Regions from separate parts of the Mus musculus genome. Here region 2 is linked to region 1. The links are chromatin loops, found by intact Hi-C in ENCODE. Cell type or tissue: left cerebral cortex. All regions are shown on one strand. Links, peaks and the distances in the headings refer to the core of each region. The heading gives the core; the rest is flanking DNA.

Region 1 (5,387 bases), core at 223-5,222:
ATACCTTGGTCCTCCTTCTTCTTAAGCTTTATATGGTCTATGTGTTGTATCATGGGTATCCTGAGCTTTGGAGCTAATATCCACTTATCAATGAGTACATACTATGTGTGTTCTTTTGGGTCTGGGTTACCTCACTCAGGATGATATTTTCTAGTCCCATCCATTTGCTTGTGAATTTCATGATGTCTTCATTTTTAATAGTTGAGTAGTACTTTATTGAGTAAATGTACCACATTTTCTCTATCCACTCTTCTGTTGAGAGACATCTGAGTTATTTCCAGCTTCTGGCTATTATAATTAAGGCTTCTATGAACATAGTGGAGTAGGTGTCTTTGTTACATGTTGGAGAACCTTTGGGGTATATGCCGAGTATAGCTGGATTTTAGATAGAACTATTCCCAATTTTCTGAGGAACCGCCAGATTGTTTCCTAAAGTGGTTGTACAAGCTTGCAATCCCACCAACAATGGAGGAGTGTTCCTCTTTATCCACATCCTTGCCAGCATCTGCTGTCACCTGAGTTTTCTTTATCTCAGCCATTCTGACTGGTGTAAGGTGGAATATCAGGGTTGTTTTGATTTGCATTTCCCTGATAACTAAGAATGCTGAACATTTCTTTAGGTTTTTCTCAGCCATTCGGTATTCCTCAGTTGAGAATTCTTCATTTAACTCTGTTACCTATTTTAGTAGGGTTATTGAGTTCTCTGGGGTATACCTTCTTGAGTTCTTTGTATATAGTGTATATTAGCCCTCTAGTAGATAAAGCGTTGTTAAAGATCTTTTCCCAATGTATAGCTTGCTATTTTGTCTTATTGACAGTGTCCTTTGCCTTACAGAAGCTTTTCAATTTCATGAGGTCCCATTTGTCAATTATTGATATTATGCCTGAGTCATTTGTGTTCTGTTCAGGAAAATTTCCCCTGTATCAATGAGTTTGAGGCTCCTTCCCACTTTCTCTTCTATTAGATTCAGCATATCTGGTTTTATGTGGAGGTCCTTGATCCACTTGGACTTGAGCTTTGTACAAGGAGAAAGGATTTGCATTCTTCTACATGCTGAATGCTAGTTGAATCATTACCATTTGTTGAAAATGCTTTTTTTCCACTGGATGTTTTTGGCTTCTTTGTTAAAGATCAAGTGACCATTGGTTTACCTGTTTGTATCAATATCATGCAATTTTTAACACTGTTGCTCTGTAGTGCAGCTTGAGGTCAGGGATGGTGATTCCTTCTGAAGTTCTTTTATTTTTGAGAATGGTTTTAGTTATCCTGGGTTTGTTTGTTTGCTTGTTTGTTTTTGTTATTCCAGATGAATTTGAGAATTGCTCTTTCTGTATCTGTGAGGCATTAAGTTGGAATTTTGATGGGGATTGCATTGAATCTGTAGATTGCTTTTGGTCAGATGACCAGTTTTACTATGTTAATCCTACCAATCCATGGGCATGGGAGATCTCCTCATTTTCTGAGGTCTTCTTTCATTTCTTTCTTAAGAGACTTGAAGTTCTTGTCATACAGCTCTTTCACTTGCCTGGTTAGTGTCACTCCAAGATATTTGATATTTATTTATGACTATTGTGAAGGGTCTGACTACTTTCGAGTCGGATCTTTCTAAGTATCTTTCATCACAGGCCATCAAACTGCTTATTGATGTCCCTGATTGAGCAGAGCAGTGTTCCTACCCATGTCAGGGGTTATAAATGTTTTGACAGGGAGAAAACAGTGCATATTTCTAAGTAGTTTCCAAAAGGAGCTATTATTGTGATAATTACTTGAGACAGGCCATAAAAAGTAGACTCTGGTCTTTACCCTAAAGCGCTCAGCTAGGACCTTAGGGTTTGATTAATGGACGTTTGCATGGTGTTCATAATTCGTTGAAGCAGTAGGTAATTTTAAAGGAATATGTGATAATAATCCAGTGTCTCCATCATTTGAGGACTGCTTTGTTTTTATTTTGTGGGAGAGAGTGATGAGGTAGAACATTGTGCTAAGAACTGACATTTTTGCATCTTTTATGAAGCATATATCATAAAATGATTCATGGTTTGTACTTGGTAAGCTGATGTCCAAATAATACAAACTGCTAACTACATTTAAAGGTGAGTCGCATATGTGCTTCTCCTCGTGCTGCTGAGAAAGCTCAGCTCTCTGTTAAAGGGCAGAAAAATGTGCTATTTGTACCCAGTAACCTCCCTTTTCCCAGTGGAAACATGTTCTTCCCCAACCCTGTGGCCAAGAAGGAAATATCAATTACAGAATGGTTTCTAGTCTCTTCCCAGAGAGTGAGCAAATACCCTAGCTAGGCAATCATCATCCTGTGCATTGACATCGTCTGAAAGGTCAGACAAGACCTAATCCTCAAATAGAGTAGAGCCCTATAACATTCTTAACATATTGATCGAACTGACTACTTTTCTTCTCTGTAGGAGAAGGATTTTGTCCTGAGGACCTTGAAGCCCGGGCTGTTTCACATCCATTTTACTTGCCATTCATCATGAAGCAACAAGTCTGAGGCACTGTCCAACCCCCTGGCTCTAGGCATAAGCTGGAAGCTTTCTGGGTGTGATACCCTCCTTCTGACCGTGGTTGTCCCTAGTATTGGTACAATGTGTAGGACTTTACTTGATGGCCTTTACTTGGTAACCCAAAATGAAAGGAACCATCTCTTATTCTAGATAATATAGTGTTTTGCTGTGACACTTTGAACTGATTTAGTCAGTTGGCACTTCAGGCAGTATAAAAGTGAGATTAACATATAAGGGGCAAAGCCCAAAGCAACCAAACAAAGCAGTAAGTATGTAAGCAAGCAAGTGAGTAAGTAAATAGATAAATATTTTAAAACATTGAAACTACAGGTGTATCTAATTTAACTGTATTTCCTATTACTCACAGCTCCAAGCACAAAACTAAGTAAGGAATTTGATCCTAAGAATTACTGGAAGAGAGGCTTGGTTGAGAGAAATGCCAGCAGAGGGCAGTGTAGAGGCAGGCATTCTCGCACTGCCTCGTGAGACTCCTGTCAGCTGCATTGTGATTTTCCCCACAGTAGAGAAATGCTTTCCTAAACCCAAATCTCTGCTAACAATAGATAGCAGGAAGTACTAGTAGCTCAGGGCAGAAAAAAATAGAAAGGTCTGGGTTACTCCTTAACACTGGTTTGATCCCAGAAGACCAAAGTTCACAAACCTCAGAGTGTTCAGTATCCTTGCTCCCGTTGTTGGGCAGAGAGGAAGAGTAGGGGAAGGACATGAAGCACACATCTCTGAGGTCGATGAAGTCAATAACTTGAGACTACAGTGTACCCATGGATTCTGTTGATCTCTTCAGATGACATTTAAGTCATCTTAGTCAATGAAGTCAGGCACCAAATTATGCTGTCATGATCAAGGGAGCATCTCCTTTGAAAATACTGTCCAAATTACTATTATTAATATGTAACTGTTTCAAATCGTCTCATTCTTGAGCTTTATTCTATGGGCTTTATCAAATAGCTAATGCGTCTTAGCATTCATATTTCTCATAGTTTATTACGATAACTGAATATTACCACGTCAAAATCATCAAGAGTTTGGCAGGATTGTTTTAAGAATAGACTTTTAGAACAAGCACCAGGAAAGAACATTATATAAAACCCAATTCAGATGTATTCCTTATCCATTCCTATGGAGTAGTAGCTGAACAAGAGGTGGCAGGAAACACAGACTTGTGCTTTACTGAATGGCTCACAGTCTAGGAGCAAAGCAGGAAATGAAACCCTAAACACCCCTTTCCCAGAAAAAAATACATTTTCAGTGGTGTCATAATAAACTCTAAGACAGTGTTTCTCAACCTGTGGGTTATGACCCCTTTAGGGCCTGAATGTCTCTTTTACTGGGGTCACCTAACATCATCAGAAAGCACATATATCTATAATATGGTTCCTAACAGTAGCAAAATTACAGTTAAGAAGTTACAATGAAAATAATTTTATGGTTGAGTGTTGAATACAGCTTTTGCTACCCCACCTAAGCTCCGGGAACAGGCCACACTACCAGCCCCCACCCAACTTCCCATGAATCCATGGATAAAAGGCACAGACACACAGTTGTTCCATTGCAATTTTCCCTTTTGGCACAGTTGTTGGGCACTACTTATCTCCTGCCCGAAAAACCGTGTCCATATCAACACTCTTAGCTCTGTACCTCTCTGCCTGCCCTCAACTTTAGTTGCTCAGCTACATCTAGTCTCAGCTAAATATCCTCAAGTGCCTGTCTGCAGGAGTGGCCACAGGCCACAGTTCCACCCGAAATCTCACAGGGCTGCTTGGTTTTTCTCTCTCCTCTCCTTCCTTGTGTCTCTCTGCTTGCCTCCAGGGACCTGGAAGTCCTGCCTATCTGCCTTTCCCTTCTGCCCAGCAATTGGCCCATGGCTTCTTTACTGACACATCAAGAACCAATTAAGGAACAGCAACTTAGCATTAGACCCACCCTTACAGTTAGGGGTCACCACAACATGAGGAACTGTGTTAAAGGGTTTCAAAAGGTTGAAAACCTCTGTCCTAAGACAACTAACATAGAACAAAGTTCCGTGCTAACTGAGGCCTCTACAGACAGGTTGAGTTGGGCTTTCTAAGTATCTGCACTTTCTTTACCTTTTAACCACCCAGGTCATGGCAACACTGAACCAGTTTCTAAGGATATCTCTATCAAAATTTAATGTTTCTGTGCCAGTCAAATACAAACATGGTTTTATTGATATTTTACAAACATGGTTTTATTGATATTTTCTCTTTCACTGAAAAGAAAAACAGAGAAGAATTGTATTGGAAGGGAATGAAAGGCTCTAAGAATCACATAAAGGTTCAAACAACATGGAGTCAGCCAAATATGGCTCTCAAGGATTCCTGGGGAACCATGAGTTAGAAAATATGCCTATGATATAATCCATTGTATAACGATTTTTGGCAAATTGCCACTTTCGTGTAATTTCATATAAATATGTTCTTGAGACCAAGCAGGTGCTTATCCTCGTGCACATTTGCCTGTGGTCCTTTCCTTTCCTTTATCTCCCTCCATTCTCTCTGGCTTCCAGGCTTGGGTCTTATAGTAGGATGATGTAAGAGATTTTTCCAAGCAGAAGATAGCTCTCTGGTGATGCAGAGAAATAATTGCTAAATGTGCTTGGAGCTAGACTGCCTAGCTTGACTCCATCTCTATCACTATTTATGAAACACTGGGGAAGTTATTCTTTTTATACTCCCACTTTTCTATGTAACATGGAGCAGATGTCTCTAGCCCACAACACCATGAATATCCAACAGGCTACCCATGTTGAAACAACAGCTGACACATAAAACATAGTCGGCACTTATTACATATGACTTCTAGATGATGTCATTTTGCTAGCTGTCTGA
Region 2 (5,387 bases), core at 74-5,073, 90 kb after region 1:
TCAGCATCCTGAGAACAATGTTCCTGTCTGGCTAATGGAAAGAAGTCTCTCCAGGGTCCACTGATCCATCAAAATAAAAAGCGCAAGACTATCGTTGGGATACACTGGCTGTCACTTGCCAGAAAAAAAAAAAAAAAATCTTTCCTGCTAGTTCTGTTTTTGACTCGAGCTTATTATTAGGGTGTTTAAGTGCATGCATTGATGCTGACTCGAGGCCCGAAGGACTACAGATGTGTGCAGAAGTGCAAATGCACTTCTGTGGTATACAGACAAATGAGGAATTAACTCCCCCTTCCTCCCATTCTCAGAGCAGAGGAAGCTAGTGCGACCCTGAAAGGATGAGGGATGGTACCGGAAGACACTGCGGCCATGACAGCTGGAGCACCCCATAAAGCACGGGCCAACACAGAGAGGGGACAACCACTTATTAGACAAAGTATTCCAGGATGAAATATAACCTTTCTTTAATATTATCAATGTCATTTTGTTGAGAGGTGTATAGACTGCCTGCTAAAAATGCCTAAAAATGTTTATTTCCTCAAAATTGATAACATCAGTAGCTGCTTCTAACCTGCTGTAGCAATAGCTCAATCCTTCTTTCAACCCCTCGTGATAAGCAGTGTGTGTGCTTTGCTACTGTTTGTGCGAAAACGGACTGTCTTCAATCAGCCCAAGCGCGGACCAGGGATTTAGGCGTATGCTTGGAGGCTGGATGTGTGAAGCCTTCCCATGAGGAGAAATGAGCCTGAGCATGATGAGGTGACATGACTGGCACAAGTTCACAGCCACCCAAGGACAGAGATGCACTAAAGACTTTTCCTTCAGGCCCAGTGCCCCTTCCCACACTCCATGTGATTAACGTCCTCAAAGACAATAAGGAGAGACTGTAGGCTGAGGCTTGTCAGTCTGAGAAACATTTCCTGAGGGAAAAATATTCTCAGCATCCCTGGAAACTGGAAGAGTTTCTTAACAGCATGAATAATCAATGGAGTCCCCGCAGACTCTGAATACATTTAAAATTTGTAAAATGCAATTATTAAGTAAAGATAATAGCACACATAAAGGGCCTACTCTGTGTAGGTAAGCTTTCTACTCAGAACATAATTGTCCATCCAGTTGTCACAATATCCCAGGGGATAGGTATTATTATTAACCTCAGCTTACCTACTATAAAACAGAACCCGACAGAGACCACCTTCCCCAGAGTCACATAGCTTCCAGGTGGCGAATCTGCAGCTGTTTCAAGGGTCTGTGATCTTTACCACTCCGAGACATGTCCTCTTTTAAGAGCAAATCATATACTCTTCACAGTACAGCGAATCCGCCTTTTCATTACTATCCATACAGCAACAGAAATAATGACTGACCACATGGCAGAATCGAGATGGAATGCAGGCCAGTAAGAACACCTGGCAGGGACAGATGTCAGAGGGCCTCCCACTGGTCACATGGTGGGTCATTTCCTCAGATGTGGGCATCAGAATACCGTTAGCCTTCCTCACAGACCAAAGACTGAAGGAAACCAGTTGAAAGGCTCTTTATGATTTAATGACTGCAGATAAACAACCATAAAGTGATCGAGGAAGCAGTTAAACCTTTCTACTTCCATCATCAATAACTTGCAATTGTCTTGTAATAGAGACTTGAGATGTATGTTTAAAAATGCATGTTTTGAAAAGGTATACATAATTTTAATAGGAAAAAGTCTTTTATAAACAAGCTGTATTAACGATGTGAGTTCACCTAAGAACATCTTCATAGTTTTACTTGTAAGACTCTAGACTTAGCTTCAAAATGATTAACAAAGGTTTTAAAAGTAAACTGGCTTTTTGTAGTTGTAAGGGAAGAAAAGGAAGCCCACAGAGCTATCAGTCTTGGTGGTACGAATGCATAACTCGCTCACATGCCTTTTCTGACAGCAGGTTATCAAGTGCATTTGAATCAGCCCACTGCTACTGCCTCAGTTCTGAGTGGTGGCATCCAAGCCTAAATGCCAGACGGTGCCAGTTCTGGTGAACAGAAGTCAGTCTCTCTAGAAAACAATGGTCAGTTGGAGAAAACACTTTGTACCAGTACACAAGAACACAGTGACACCATCTCCTGATGACCCAGTGACAACAGGCACCAGAAGAAGAAAAACAAACAAACAAAAACAGATAGTGAAACAGAAGTTAAGATCCCTAACGCATGAAGGGAGGAAAACGAAAGGCTGTGAAGAGCTTACATAGAAAGGCTGGGATCCATTGTTTAAATGAGCTAGGATTAGGCTCTTGCTGTTCTGAGGTTCAAGAAACCACATGCTTAATTTTTTCCTTTGGATCTTCCTAATTAAGACACTGGAACTGGGAGAGAAGTTCAGTTTCTATTCTAGAACATTGTACAGAGGTGACATGCATTACTAAACTCCCCTCCTGGCATTTCTCCTTAATGATTTTTCTTTTTGCTCAGCAATTTCCCCTAACCAGCTAGCTGCTCTCCACTCTACCACAAAGACCAATCAATTCAGAGCAGATCTCCTTCCTTCAAACATCTCAAATTGGCGCATTTCCTTCAAACTATATCAAGCAAAAGATAGTTATATGTCATGTATTTAAGGCACATTCTAAAAAAGGCATTTTAAAAGAATGTTTGATGCTGTTCTCCTCTTGAAAGGAGAAGACAGAAGAAAAAAAAACCTAGAAAATGTTATTTTCTTTCACCACAAGGGAGGTGCAGTTGTTCATGGGAAAGGTAGAGGTGAGAGCCAAGGATGCCTTTTGAGAGGGACTAACAGACTACAGCCAACACTATTCTCAAACATTTAGAGGACTCTGCATACAAATCCAAGCACTTCTAATAGACTAAAATGAATCTGGGTTGCCATGCATATTATGCAAAATTAATGCACACTTGACCACAGAATACTCAACTTGAAAGAAATGTCAAGTTGCCACTCCTTTTCTGTCAGGAAGCCTGTGGGAAGTCACAGCTGGGGGTGGGGAGGGGGATGAAGACACTTTAATACAAAGGAATATAAGGGTAGCAGAGTATCCCAGCATACTGATGTTGATGGGCATGAAGAACGAGTCCTGAGAGACATGTACCTCCATGGTTGTTTGCCTTCTGAATATAAGGTTGCACAGCAATTCCAACTTACTGAGAAACTAATGGTTGGAAACATGAAAAATCATAAGACATCATTACAAGTTAAAGCTAAAAACCAATGATGGTTAATGTATAACTAAGAACAAACATTAAACATTTCTTGCCAAATCCCTTTAACTCCATTAATAGCAATTAAGGTTCATTGTCTAGAAATCAGGAAATAGTCAACAGAATTTGGACTGTAAATATGGCTATTGTGTCACAGCACCATGTCTTTGATTAATTCTAATAACAGTCCGTGTGATGTCTCCCTGCATTTCAGACACTAGCATCTCATAAGTGAGACTCATAAGCTGATTATGGTTTTAATATGATACTATCAGGATATTGAATAGCAGCTAATATGACTTGAAAACCAAGAGACTGATCATGAAGTGATGTCGTGTTATCTCATGATACCACTCCCATGAAAGAAACAAAAAATTCTAAATACAAATAGTCAATTAGTCTTATGTTTTATAATCTATCAGAAGATACCCAGGATTTTTATTATTGCTATTTCTCTTACCAAAAAACGCAGACTTCTTCAAATGTTTGAGAATAGTGTTGGCTGTAGTCTGTTGGTCCCTCTCAGAAGGCATTCATGGCTCTCACCTCTATCTTTCCCATGAACGACTGCACCTCCCTTGTGTTAGTTCATGAGAACAGAAGACGGTGGCCTGTGCCTTTGTCACATATGAAGGAAATGTGTGTCCTGTATCAGAGCATAGCACAAATATTTAAGGCAACTAACTAGGACTCTGGGAATGGAAAGACCTTTGCATGTATATGATCACACATAAAGAAATGAAGCTTAAGCTGTTTGTCTCTTAGTGTACACTTGGTTACAGGCAGATTGGTTCTGCTGATATTCTTTCATTGGGAGAATACACATCCACAGCTAGCAAACCCCTATCCCATGGATACCACTAATAGAAACACTGCTCCCAGAGACTAAGGTTGCAAAGAGAGCTCAGTTTATTCTACCTACTGTGTGGTAGCTGGAGCATAGTAGGCTTATTTAGCCATTACTAATTCAGAACCCATAGGTCACAGAGTCTCCATATTACTTAAAGGAGGTTAGAAGCACAGGAGATGAGAGGAACTCTCAGGTTAAAGGTTTAAGTGAGGATATAGGATTTAGGGAAAGGAGAGGGTAGAGTGTGGGTTAGCCTAAACTAAGGAGATATGAAGAAGCCCTATGGGAATCCACTATTCTTAAAGATAATTAAGAAATATAATGTGTATAAAAAATGAATTTGAAGAGAAGAACCCTGCATGAATGAACAATTCTGTTTCCCTAAAACATGAGTCACTAAAGAAAAGCTTTCGTGCGTGCACAGAGTTGGCTACCTCCCTAGGAATTATTGGTTAGGGAGGATTCAAATAACAAAGGATATTGACTCTGATCTTTGTTGCTGTAGTGATTTGAATGAGACTTGTCCACATAGGTCCACAGAGAGTGGCACTATCAGAAGGTGTGGCCTTGTTAGAGTAGGTATGGCATTGTTGGAGGAAGTATGTCACTGGGGGTAGGCTTTGAGGTCTCAGATAATCGAGGCAGTCCTCTCCCCCACCCCCACCCCGTGTGACAATCTGCATGTAAAACTCTCAGCTCCTTCTCCAGCACCATGTCAGCCTGCATGCCTCTGTATTTTTAACCTTGACAATAATGGACTAAACCTCTGGACTGTAATCCAGACCCACATAAATATTCTTTTCTTTATAACTGTTAAAATGGACATGTTATCTCTTCACAGCACTAGAACCTGTAAGACAATTGTCTACCATAACTAGATGGTAAGACTCAACATCTGAAGACACTGCTCACTTTAGATGTAGGGCATGGAGAATTCAAACTCCACTGACCAGGAAACTCCCTGGCCAGCTCCTAGTGCCATCTGTACTGCAGAAAAGACATCAGTGGCCTCACCAAGTGCTGGGCCCTGAATGTTATAATGTTGACCTGCCTGCAAAATATACTCACTGGTACAACAGTGGCGTGGTAGTTATGAGCTGGTTTCTGGTTGGGTAGAAGGGCTGCTCCACAGGAGAGATTTTATGTCTGGTTCTATAAGCCTGGTCAGAAGCCCGGGGCTGAGGAGTCACAAGCCCTAGAGACTGACCTACTGTTGCCATTTTGCTTAACGTTCATGCTGTCAAACTGCATTCTAAATATTTATGCTTATGCCCCCAGATTTGTGCTGCCTGCAACTTTGGTCAGAGAAGCTTCTTTTTGTAGAGGGTCTCAGTTAATGCATGGA

The links. Hi-C counts contacts between places; a loop is a spot of excess contacts. Peaks named below come from ENCODE experiments on the same cell type or tissue, not always from the same donor. Only the 100,000 strongest peaks of a DNase experiment are listed, where the experiment ranks them.
Region 2: a loop joins it to region 1, with 3 times the contacts of the local background. A loop is called at or near these places in 9 of 42 quality-filtered maps.

What each region holds. Positions count from the first base shown.
Region 1 is chr1:55,835,967-55,841,353 of GRCm38, reverse strand. No RefSeq gene overlaps it. Among named protein-coding and RNA genes, the nearest start is that of Gm32949, 50 kb to the left of the region's middle. In left cerebral cortex, for the core only: a CTCF peak has its summit at 2,965 (motif pointing right); DNase peaks (open chromatin) are centred at 2,977 and 5,201.
Region 2 is chr1:55,745,345-55,750,731 of GRCm38, reverse strand. The region is part of intron 5 of Plcl1 (phospholipase C-like 1); the gene reads right to left. Among named protein-coding and RNA genes, the nearest start is that of Gm32949, 140 kb to the left of the region's middle. In left cerebral cortex, for the core only: no CTCF peak of the experiment used is centred there; a DNase peak (open chromatin) is centred at 2,024; H3K27ac peaks cover 2,099 bases.